Linked DNA regions of Homo sapiens: region 1 is linked to region 2. Evidence: read pairs that join two places in POLR2A ChIA-PET (ENCODE). Cell type or tissue: CD4-positive, alpha-beta T cell. All regions are shown on one strand. Links, peaks and the distances in the headings refer to the core of each region. The heading gives the core; the rest is flanking DNA. Region 1 overlaps DOCK6 (dedicator of cytokinesis 6). Region 2 overlaps SMARCA4 (SWI/SNF related BAF chromatin remodeling complex subunit ATPase 4).

Region 1 (4,000 bases), core at 1-4,000, 190 kb after region 2:
CAAAACCACACACAAAAAAACCCCAGTCAATCTGGCCAGGCATGGTTCACGCTTGTAATCCCGGCACTTTGGGAAGCCAAAGTGGGAGAAGCCCTTGAGCTCAGGAGTTGGAGACCAGTCTGGGCAACATAGTGAGACCCTGACTCTACTAAAAAAAAAAAAAAAAAAAAAAAAAATTGCCAAGTATGTTGGCTTGTGCCTCTGGTCACAGCTACTTGGGAGGCTGAGGAGAGAGGATCCCTTGAGCCCAGGAGGTCAAGGCTGCCGTGAACTATGATCGCACCACTGCGCTCCAGCCTGGGCAACACAGCAAGACCCTATCTCCAAACAAAAACAAAAACAGCCAATCTGGACATAGCTGAGCCACATTCCTGCAGGGTTTCTGTTGGCTGGATTGAGTGATGGTCACCCCTGTTAGGTGGGACATCTGCCCTCTGCTCCACCATAAGCCCCACTTTCCCAGCTGAAACTGGTATTGACAGTGAGGGGTCTGGAGCTGGTGGCTCAGATTCAAAAGCCTCATTCTGCCCCTTCTCAGTCGTGTGGTACAAGGTTAAGCTACCACTCATTCGATGCCTCAGTTTCCCCATCAGTAAAATGGAGATAACAATAATACTAACTTCATGGGTTGTTGTGAGAATTTAATGATACGATCCAAGGCCGGGCGCGGTGGCTCACGCCTGTAATCCCAGCACTTTGGGAGGGCAAGGCGGGCAGATCACCTGAGGTTAGGAGTTCCAGACCAGCCAGGCCAACATGGAGAAACACTGTCTCTACTGAAAATACAAAATTAGCTGGGCGTGGTAGTGCATGCCTGTAATCCCAGCTACTTGGGAGGCTGAGGCAGGAGAATCGCTTGAACCTGGGAGGCGGAGGTTGTGGTGAGCCAAGATTGCGCCATCGCACTCCAGCCTGGACAACAAGAGTGAAACTCTGTCTCAGAAAAAAAACAACAACAAAAAAATGATACGATCCACATAAAATGCTTAGATATACAGTAAGTGCTCAATAAATGCTCCATATTATTACTATTATGATTAGTATTGCCTGCCTAGCCCCTGAGGGCATTGGAATTGGTAATCCAGGGCCTGAACAAGTCCACTGTCAGGGTCTCAGAACATCAACATCCATTTATTGAGCACTTGCTGTATACTCTGACTGTGCTAAGGGTTAATGGATCTGCCTTGTCACTTCCCCGCTCCCACCAACCCTCATTTCCTTCCTCATTCACTACAATCTAGCCATCCTTACTGCTCTACTGTTAGCCCAAGCATGGTCTTGCCTCAGGGCCTTTGCACCTGCTATTCCCCCTGCCTGGAATGCTCTTTCCCCAGACATTGCATGGAATGATCCCTTACTTTCTTCAAGTCTCCCCTTAAAAGCTACACAAGGGTAAGGATTTGGGTCTGTTTTGTTTATTGTTATATTGCTACACCCAGCACAGGGCTGTGCACGTTACAGGCACTTAAGAAACAGACAATGAATGAACGGATCCACCCAGCAAAGTGGATTCCTGGTCTTACGGCCAGGAGACACTGGGCAGGATTGGCGCCCCCACCTGGCTGGCTCTATGTCCTCCCTCAGGTTTCTTCCCACATTGAGACCCTGCATCTCTCACCTTGTGGACACGGGTGATGACCTCCAGGCCCACAGAGCCCACCAAGGCAGTGATGTCGTCCAGGAAGCGTCCGGGGAAGCGCAGCTTGCGGGGTGTGTCTAGTCGCTGGCCAAGCAGCAGGTGCAGCGCCATACTCTTCACCTGGGGGTGGGGTGAGAGGGCTGTGGGTGGGATTTGAAGGGCTGTGGGTAGGACTTGAAGGGCTGTGGGTGGGGCTTGAAGGGCTGTGGGTGGGGCTTGAAGGACTGTGGGTGGGGCTTGAAGGGCTGTGGGTGGAGGAGGCTTGACAGGAGGGGCGGGGCTTTATTAGCAATGGAGGTGGGCTGAAGGTAGGTTTGAGCCCTGTAGCTGCAGGTAGAAGCTGGGGCCTGAGGGATGTGGGTGGGGCTTGTGACCTATGGATGGGGCTTAAGAAAGCCGTGGGCAGATCCTGTGAGCATCCCAGGCAAAGTGTAGAGAGTGGGAAGGCTGAGAGGATGTGGGAGGGGCTTATGCGGGTCTCCCCAGGGCAAGTCAGAGGTGGGACAAAGGGTGGGGCTTGAGGCACTGGATTTGAAGGGAGCTTTATTGGAGGCCCAGAGGGGATGCAGCCAGCAGGCCCTGGGAAGGAGGCTTCAAATAACCTATTGAAGAGTTTTAGGGATGTGTCTTACCTTGATCAGAAAGCTTTCCCTCTTTTTTTTTTTTTTTTTTTGAGATGGAGTCTTGCCGTCACCCAGGCTGGTGTGCAGTGGCATAATCTTGACTCACTGCAACCTCTGCCTACTGGGTTCAAGCGATTCTCCTGCCTCAGTCTCCCATGTAGCTGAGATTACAGGCACGCACTACTACGCCCGGCTAACTTTTGTATTTTTAGTAGAGATGGGGTTTCACCATGTTGGCCAGGCTGGTCTCAAACTCCTGACCTCAAGTGATCCACCCGCCTCGGCCTCCCAAAGTGCTGGGATTACAGGCGTGAGCCACTGTGCCTGACCACAGCTTTCTCTCTCTATCCAGGAATATCTCCTGCAGGATGCAGGTCTCCTGTCTAGGTGAGGGTCTCTTAATGGTTTCTCTCCTTAAAGAGTCTCATGGGGAAGGGTGGCTCTCTCTAAAGGTGGTTTCAGGTACAGTCTCTCCAGGGAGACACCACCTTAAGTGCCTCTCACCTCCCTAGGTTGTGGGGGGGGGTCTCTTGGGGCCATTTCTCAAATATCTCAGGTGCAATTTCAGGGGGCTTCTCTCTTTTTTTTTTTTTTTTTGAGACAGAGTCTCGCTCTGTCGCCCAGGCTGGAGTGCAGTGGCACGATCTCGGCTCACTGCAAGCTCCTCCTCCTGGGTGCACGCCATTCTTCTGCCTCAGCCTCCCGAGTATCTGGGACTACAGGCGCCTGCCACCACTCCTGGCTAATTTTTTTTTGTATTTTTAGTAGAGACGGGGTTTCACCGTGTTAGCCAGGATGGTCTCGATCTCCTGACCTCGTGATCCGCCCGCCTCGGCCTCCCAAAGTGTTGGGATTACAGGTGTGAGCCACTATGCCTGGCCAGGGGGCTTCTCTCTTTAAAAAAGGAAGGGGCTCCACTGGGGGTCTCTTGCCACCAGGCAGGGAGGAGGGGGTCTCACCATGAGCTGGAAGAAGAACCAGGCGTGCTGGAGGATGGCCTCGCGTACGGCACTGCTGCTGACCACCCACTGCAGAGCCAGCTCCTCGTGAAGCAGCTGGGGACAGAGGCAGGGGTCACAGAGTGCGAGGTGCCACCCCTTCCCGTACCCCCTCTGGAGACATGCCAGGGGAAGATGCAGCTGGAGGGCTCGGGGTTAGTGCAGCAGGAGCCAGGCAGGAGGAGGGGGACAAGAGGAGTGGAAGTGCCCTTTCCCTGGGCTCGCCAGACCCCCCTGGACTCTGGATGGGGGAGGAGCACTGGACCCCTTTGCTGGGGACCAGGACAAAAATAGCGTCATCCGCACCTCCCCCCACTACCTTCTGCACAGTGGGTCTCAGCTGGGTGGCTGGTGGGGCCGAGGAGGAACCCTCGAGGTAGGAGGAGGCTCGGCTAGAGTTGCAGTCGATGGCCTATGATGGGATGTGATGGCGAGGAGAAGGTTAGTGTGGATGAGGTGAAGGGGTATGTGGTTGGAGGAAAGACGTGTTCACACAGACAGGGATGGGGAAAAGAGGTAGGTTAGTGTGAATATAGAGAGAGAAATGCTTCCACATGGATGGACCAGGGCCATGGATGCCAATGGGGACAGGCAAGAAAGAGAGATGGGCCGGCGTGGGTTGGGAGGGGAGGCTGGTTGGAATGGCCAGGGTGCTGTGGGAGTAGACGGGGCAGTGGAGGCAGGGACAAATAAAAGAGTCGCTGGAGAGAGCTGGGTGAGTCAAGATCAAGGTGTGTGGG
Region 2 (4,932 bases), core at 1-4,000:
TCCCACGGAGCGTGCGTGTGCGTGTGCGTGTGTGTGCCTTTCGCTGCCGTGTGGGTCCCCATCCACCGCAGCCGTGCCGGGACCACCAGCTCATTCCCACGGACGCCGCCGCTCGCCTCTGAGCTCGGCCGCCGCCCACCCCGGCCCCTCCTCAGCGGCACTGACAGTTTGCAATCTTATAGGAGGAAGACGAGGTGCCCGACGACGAGACCGTCAACCAGATGATCGCCCGGCACGAGGAGGAGTTTGATCTGTTCATGGTAAGCGCTGCAGGCTGGATGGGGCAGTTCAGGCATCCCACTCTGCTGCCACCAGGAGCAAAGCAGACGTCCTAGTGCCCATGGTGGTATCCCTAGCAGGTCAGGGAGCCAGGGACAGCTCACAGTGCAGCCCACTCCCACCTCCAGACTGACCCGTCTTCCACCCCCAGTCTCCTGAGGATGGCATCGGAGGGCGAGATGCACACCCAGCCTTCTGCATGTGACCCGAGACCTGCCCCACCAGCTCTGTTTTCTAACGGGCTCTCCAGGGCTTCATGCACTCCCTTTCAGAGGGAGTTCGCCCTATCCAAGGCCAAGGGACTGACCAGGCCTTCAGTCGCAGAGCCCCCTTGCCCCTGGGTGGGAAACAGGAAATAAGCCACCCAAGCAGGGGCCCCTTGGCCCGCAGGCCTCATGCCTCCACCAACGCTGGGCCACGCAGCTGCTGCCCCCCTGCTGGGGTCTGCAGCCCTCTTGTGCAACCTTCCATCTTTTCGAGTTTCCTCTGCCTCCTGAGGCAGAGCCTCTAGTCAGGGTCTGACGGAGCCAGGCCAGGTCAGCCACTGAAAAATCGAGAGCTACTGTTTAACTCTCGCAGCAGCGTGGAGCCCCACGGGCAGAGAAAGGCCCTTCTGAACTCTCGGTGTTCTGGCTCTAGCGTGCCCCTGGTGCCTGCATGCTGATGCCTCTCCCGTTGCCTCCCTGCCCACCAGCGCATGGACCTGGACCGCAGGCGCGAGGAGGCCCGCAACCCCAAGCGGAAGCCGCGCCTCATGGAGGAGGACGAGCTCCCCTCGTGGATCATCAAGGACGACGCGGAGGTGGAGCGGCTGACCTGTGAGGAGGAGGAGGAGAAGATGTTCGGCCGTGGCTCCCGCCACCGCAAGGAGGTGGACTACAGCGACTCACTGACGGAGAAGCAGTGGCTCAAGGTACATGCTGGAGAGGCCCAGCAGCTGCCGCAGGCCAGCGCCAGGCAGGGCTGGGGAGACAAAGGGCCCACCGCCAGGACTCAGGCCTGGGTCCAAAATGCTTTCCTTGGGCCACTCCTGGCCAGGCTCCGCAGGCAGCCGAGAGCCTTCCGATGTGGGCCAGGGATGGTCAGGTCCTTTTGGCTCTGCCTTGGAATGCAAGAAGGACCCACGGTTCCTGAGCAGCTCAAAACCTGCTGCTGGTTATGGTTGGTCTTTCAAGTAAAAGGGTTTACCTCTTCCCGAGGTTAAAAATCATGTTGCTGATCTCAGTGGACTGCTGGCTTTCCCAGTACCTGCCAGGAGGGAGGCACAAGGGTGAATCATGGACTATTGAGGCGCCCTGCAAAGCGTTGCACTGCTGGCTGCAGGCAGCCTCACTTTGGGCAAGTCCCCCCCCATGAGCTGGGGAGACTCAGTCATGGGGAGGGAGGAGAGGGCAAGCCCCCAAGGGCCTCTGAACCTGGCAGGTGCTGCACGGGGCTGGCAGTTGCTTGTGGAGCTGACGTGAGGGCCCGTTCTCAGCAGATGGCAGCTGGCCCTGCAACAGCAGCTGCAGATGTCTTTGAGTCAGTCGTGCGGTGCTCCTGGGGCTTCACCCGACCCAACTTTCCCAGCCCAAGGCACACTGTGACAGATGCCTGGCACTGATGTCCTCACTGGGGTTACGGTGACAGATCAGACCCCTTCCCAGCTCAGGGGCTCTGAGTTATAGAGACGATGATTCAGAATCCATCCCTGAAGTTGTGTCATAAAAATGTCCTGAAGCAATAATTCCGAGAAGGCAGGTGGCAGCTTTTGGCTATGCCATGCAAAGTGCCACACCCAGGAAAGAGCCATGTGGCCTAGCCCATGTGGCCAAACAGCCCCGGTTCCCTCCTGGGACCTCAGCAGCCCAGACTCATGAGCTTGCCTGCCAAGCTGTGCACCAGAGGGCGCTGTTGAAACACACCAGGAGCCCAGGTGACAGACAGGCCATCCTGTTCCCCAGCCAGCCTCCCAAGCACAGCGCTCCAGGACCCAGAAGAGAAACCCTGAAAAGACAGTGTGAGCCCTGCCACAGACCTGTGTGACAGCAGAGCTGTTTGGCTGCTGTATGAGTGTCACCGGCCCTGCATTTTTTTCTTTTTTAATAAAGACAAAGTCTTGCTGTGTTACCCAGGCTGGCCTCCAGTTCCTGGGGGCTCAAGTGATCCTCACACCTCAGCCTCCTGAGTAGTTCAGACTACAGGTACACACCAACACGCCTGGCTAATTTTAAATTTTTTGTAAAGTGGGGGTCTCACTGTGTCACTCAGGCTGGTCTCAAACTCCTGGGCTCAAACAATCCACCCGCCTCGGCCTGCAGAGTAGCTGGGATTACGAGCATGAGCCACGGTGCCCAGCTCAGCCCTGCATATTTGAGGCAGTGAGTACCTTTTAAATTTAAGATCAGTTCATACGTGGCTGCTCTATGTACATTTTTTTCTAGGTGTAATTTACATACCATACAGTTCACCCTTTTGGGGTATATGATACAATCATCTTCAGTGTATCCAAGAGTTGTGCATCTCTCACCACAGTCCATTTTAGAACATTCTCATCGCCCCCAAAAGAAGCCCTGCCCCGATTTGCCATTCCTGGTAATTCATGGATTCTCCCCAGCCCCAGGCAACCACTGATGTACTTTCTGTCCATATAGTTTTACCTGTTCTGGGCGTTTCCTGTCAGTGGAGTCCTACAGCGTGGGATGCTTTGGTGTCAGGCTTTTTTCACGCAATGTAACATGCTGACCCATGATGCAGCAGGTGTGTTGCATTCTTTGATGGTGAAATAATCCTGCCTCGTACAGATTTGTCACATTCGGTTTTTCTGTCCATTCTTGATGGACACTTGGGTTGTATCCACTTTCGGGCTATTACAAACAATACTACCGTGAACATTCACGTACACGTTTTTGCGTGCACGCGTTTCTCTTTAATATGTGATTTCTCTTTAATATCTGATTTCTCTTTAATATGTGCCTAGGCGTAGAGTTGCCGGAACAATGTTAGTTCTCTATTTAACCTTTTGAGGGACCCCAGCCTGGTTTCCTTGGTGGCTACGCCAGTTCACAGTTCCACCAGCTGTGTATGAGAATTCCTCTTTCTCTACATCCTCAGCAACCCTTGCTGTTCCCTCGCCCGCTGATTCTAGCCATCCCAGCACGTATGAAGTGCCATCTGAGTGTGGTTGGATTTGCATTTCCCTGATGGCTAATGGTGTGGAGTATCTGTTCATATGCTTCTTGGCCCTTTGTGTATCCTCTAGAAAGAGATGTCTAGTCACATCATCCTTTACCCAAATTTAAAATATATTTATCTTAATATTGAATTGTAAGTTATTTACAAGTGCCTTATCAGATATCATTTGTAAATATTTTGTTCCATTCTGCACATTCTCTTTTCGCTTCCGTGATATCCGTTGAAGCACAGAAGTGTTTCATTGTACTTACAGTCGATTTTTCTTTTTCACCTGTGCCTTGGTGTTGTATCTGAGAAACCATCGCCTATCCAAGGTCACGAAGACTTGCCCCTGTCTTTTCTCCTAGGAGGGTTATAATTTGATCTCTTCCATGTAGATCCATGTAAGATCCATTTTGAGTTAAATTTTATACATGATGTGAGGTAGGGGTCCATCTTCATCCATCCAACTGGAAATCCAGTTGTCCCAGCAGCATTTGTTGAAGAGACTATTTTTTCCCATTGAGCCCATCTTATTACACAGTATATTCAAATTCACAGTTGTGAAAAATATTATACAAAACACTGTCTCCCCACTACTGTTGGCTGTGGAATTGGCACCACTTTTCTGGCAGCCATCTGTTGCCAAGTGAACTCAAAGCCTTCAAAATGCTCCTATGGCCGCCATCGGACATGGCCATGACTGTGGCAGCCTAAAGCAACAGAACTATTTTCTCTGCATTCTGGGCCAGAAGTCTGAACCCACGGTGTGGGCAGGGCTGTGTTCCTTTCGAGGCCCTAGGAGAGGACCCTTCCTTGGCTTTTCCAGCTTCTGATGGTTCCAGAAGCCTCCTGGCTTGGGGCAGCGTCACCCCATCTCTGCCTCTGTCTTCATGGGGACTTCTCCTCTGTGTCCCCTTCTGTGTCTTTTAAGAACAATTTTTAAAACTTAATCCCAAAAGTAAAGACCTCATTTGCAAAGAAGGTCCCATTCCGAGGTTCCAGGTAGACATGAGTCTGGGGGGCACCCGCCGCTCCGCCCTGGGTCTGCAGGGGGCCTTCTCCTGGTGCCTCCTGCCTGCTGTGCCCTCCATGCTGCTTCTTTGACCCGGTTGCCTTCCATCCTCCTGGGCCCCTCAGGCTCTCAGCTTCCCATCTTCTCTAAGACATGTCTGCTCCATCATTCTGGTGTCTCTCTCTTCCCTCCTTCCTGGCACCTGACACGTTTGTTACCCCACTTGTGGGGTGTTGCTGTCTGATCACCATCTTCCTTCCAAGGGTAGGGGAAAGGGCCCTGGCTGGTTCAAGTCACAGCTCTGTCCTCAGCGCCAGGCACAGTGCCCAGCTCACTGGCACAGCCTCAGATTCCCTGGACACCTGGCTCCCCGGCTGCATTTTTTACCATTGGGATAAGTTATTAGTACCATTGAAAATTAATACCTGGGGATTCTCTTAATATTGTTCATATTCATGTTCTTCTCAGCAGTTTTACCATGAGGA

What was found. Peaks named below come from ENCODE experiments on the same cell type or tissue, not always from the same donor. Only the 100,000 strongest peaks of a DNase experiment are listed, where the experiment ranks them.
Region 1: POLR2A ChIA-PET joins it to region 2 with 6 read pairs; 3 of 35 experiments call an interaction of 5 or more read pairs at or near these places.

The regions. Positions count from the first base shown.
Region 1 is chr19:11,225,719-11,229,718 of GRCh38, forward strand. DOCK6 (dedicator of cytokinesis 6) reads right to left here. Exons shown (of 48, transcript NM_020812.4): 23 at 3,222-3,317; 24 at 1,619-1,759. Among named protein-coding and RNA genes, the nearest start is that of ANGPTL8, 12 kb to the right of the region's middle. In CD4-positive, alpha-beta T cell, for the core only: no CTCF peak of the experiment used is centred there; a DNase peak (open chromatin) is centred at 1,869.
Region 2 is chr19:11,033,941-11,038,872 of GRCh38, forward strand. It overlaps SMARCA4 (SWI/SNF related BAF chromatin remodeling complex subunit ATPase 4), which reads left to right. Exons shown (of 35, transcript NM_003072.5): 28 at 183-260; 29 at 974-1,192. Among named protein-coding and RNA genes, the nearest start is that of LDLR, 53 kb to the right of the region's middle. RefSeq lists an enhancer at 2,285-2,444. In CD4-positive, alpha-beta T cell, for the core only: CTCF peaks have their summits at 2,160 (motif pointing right) and 2,362; a DNase peak (open chromatin) is centred at 2,171.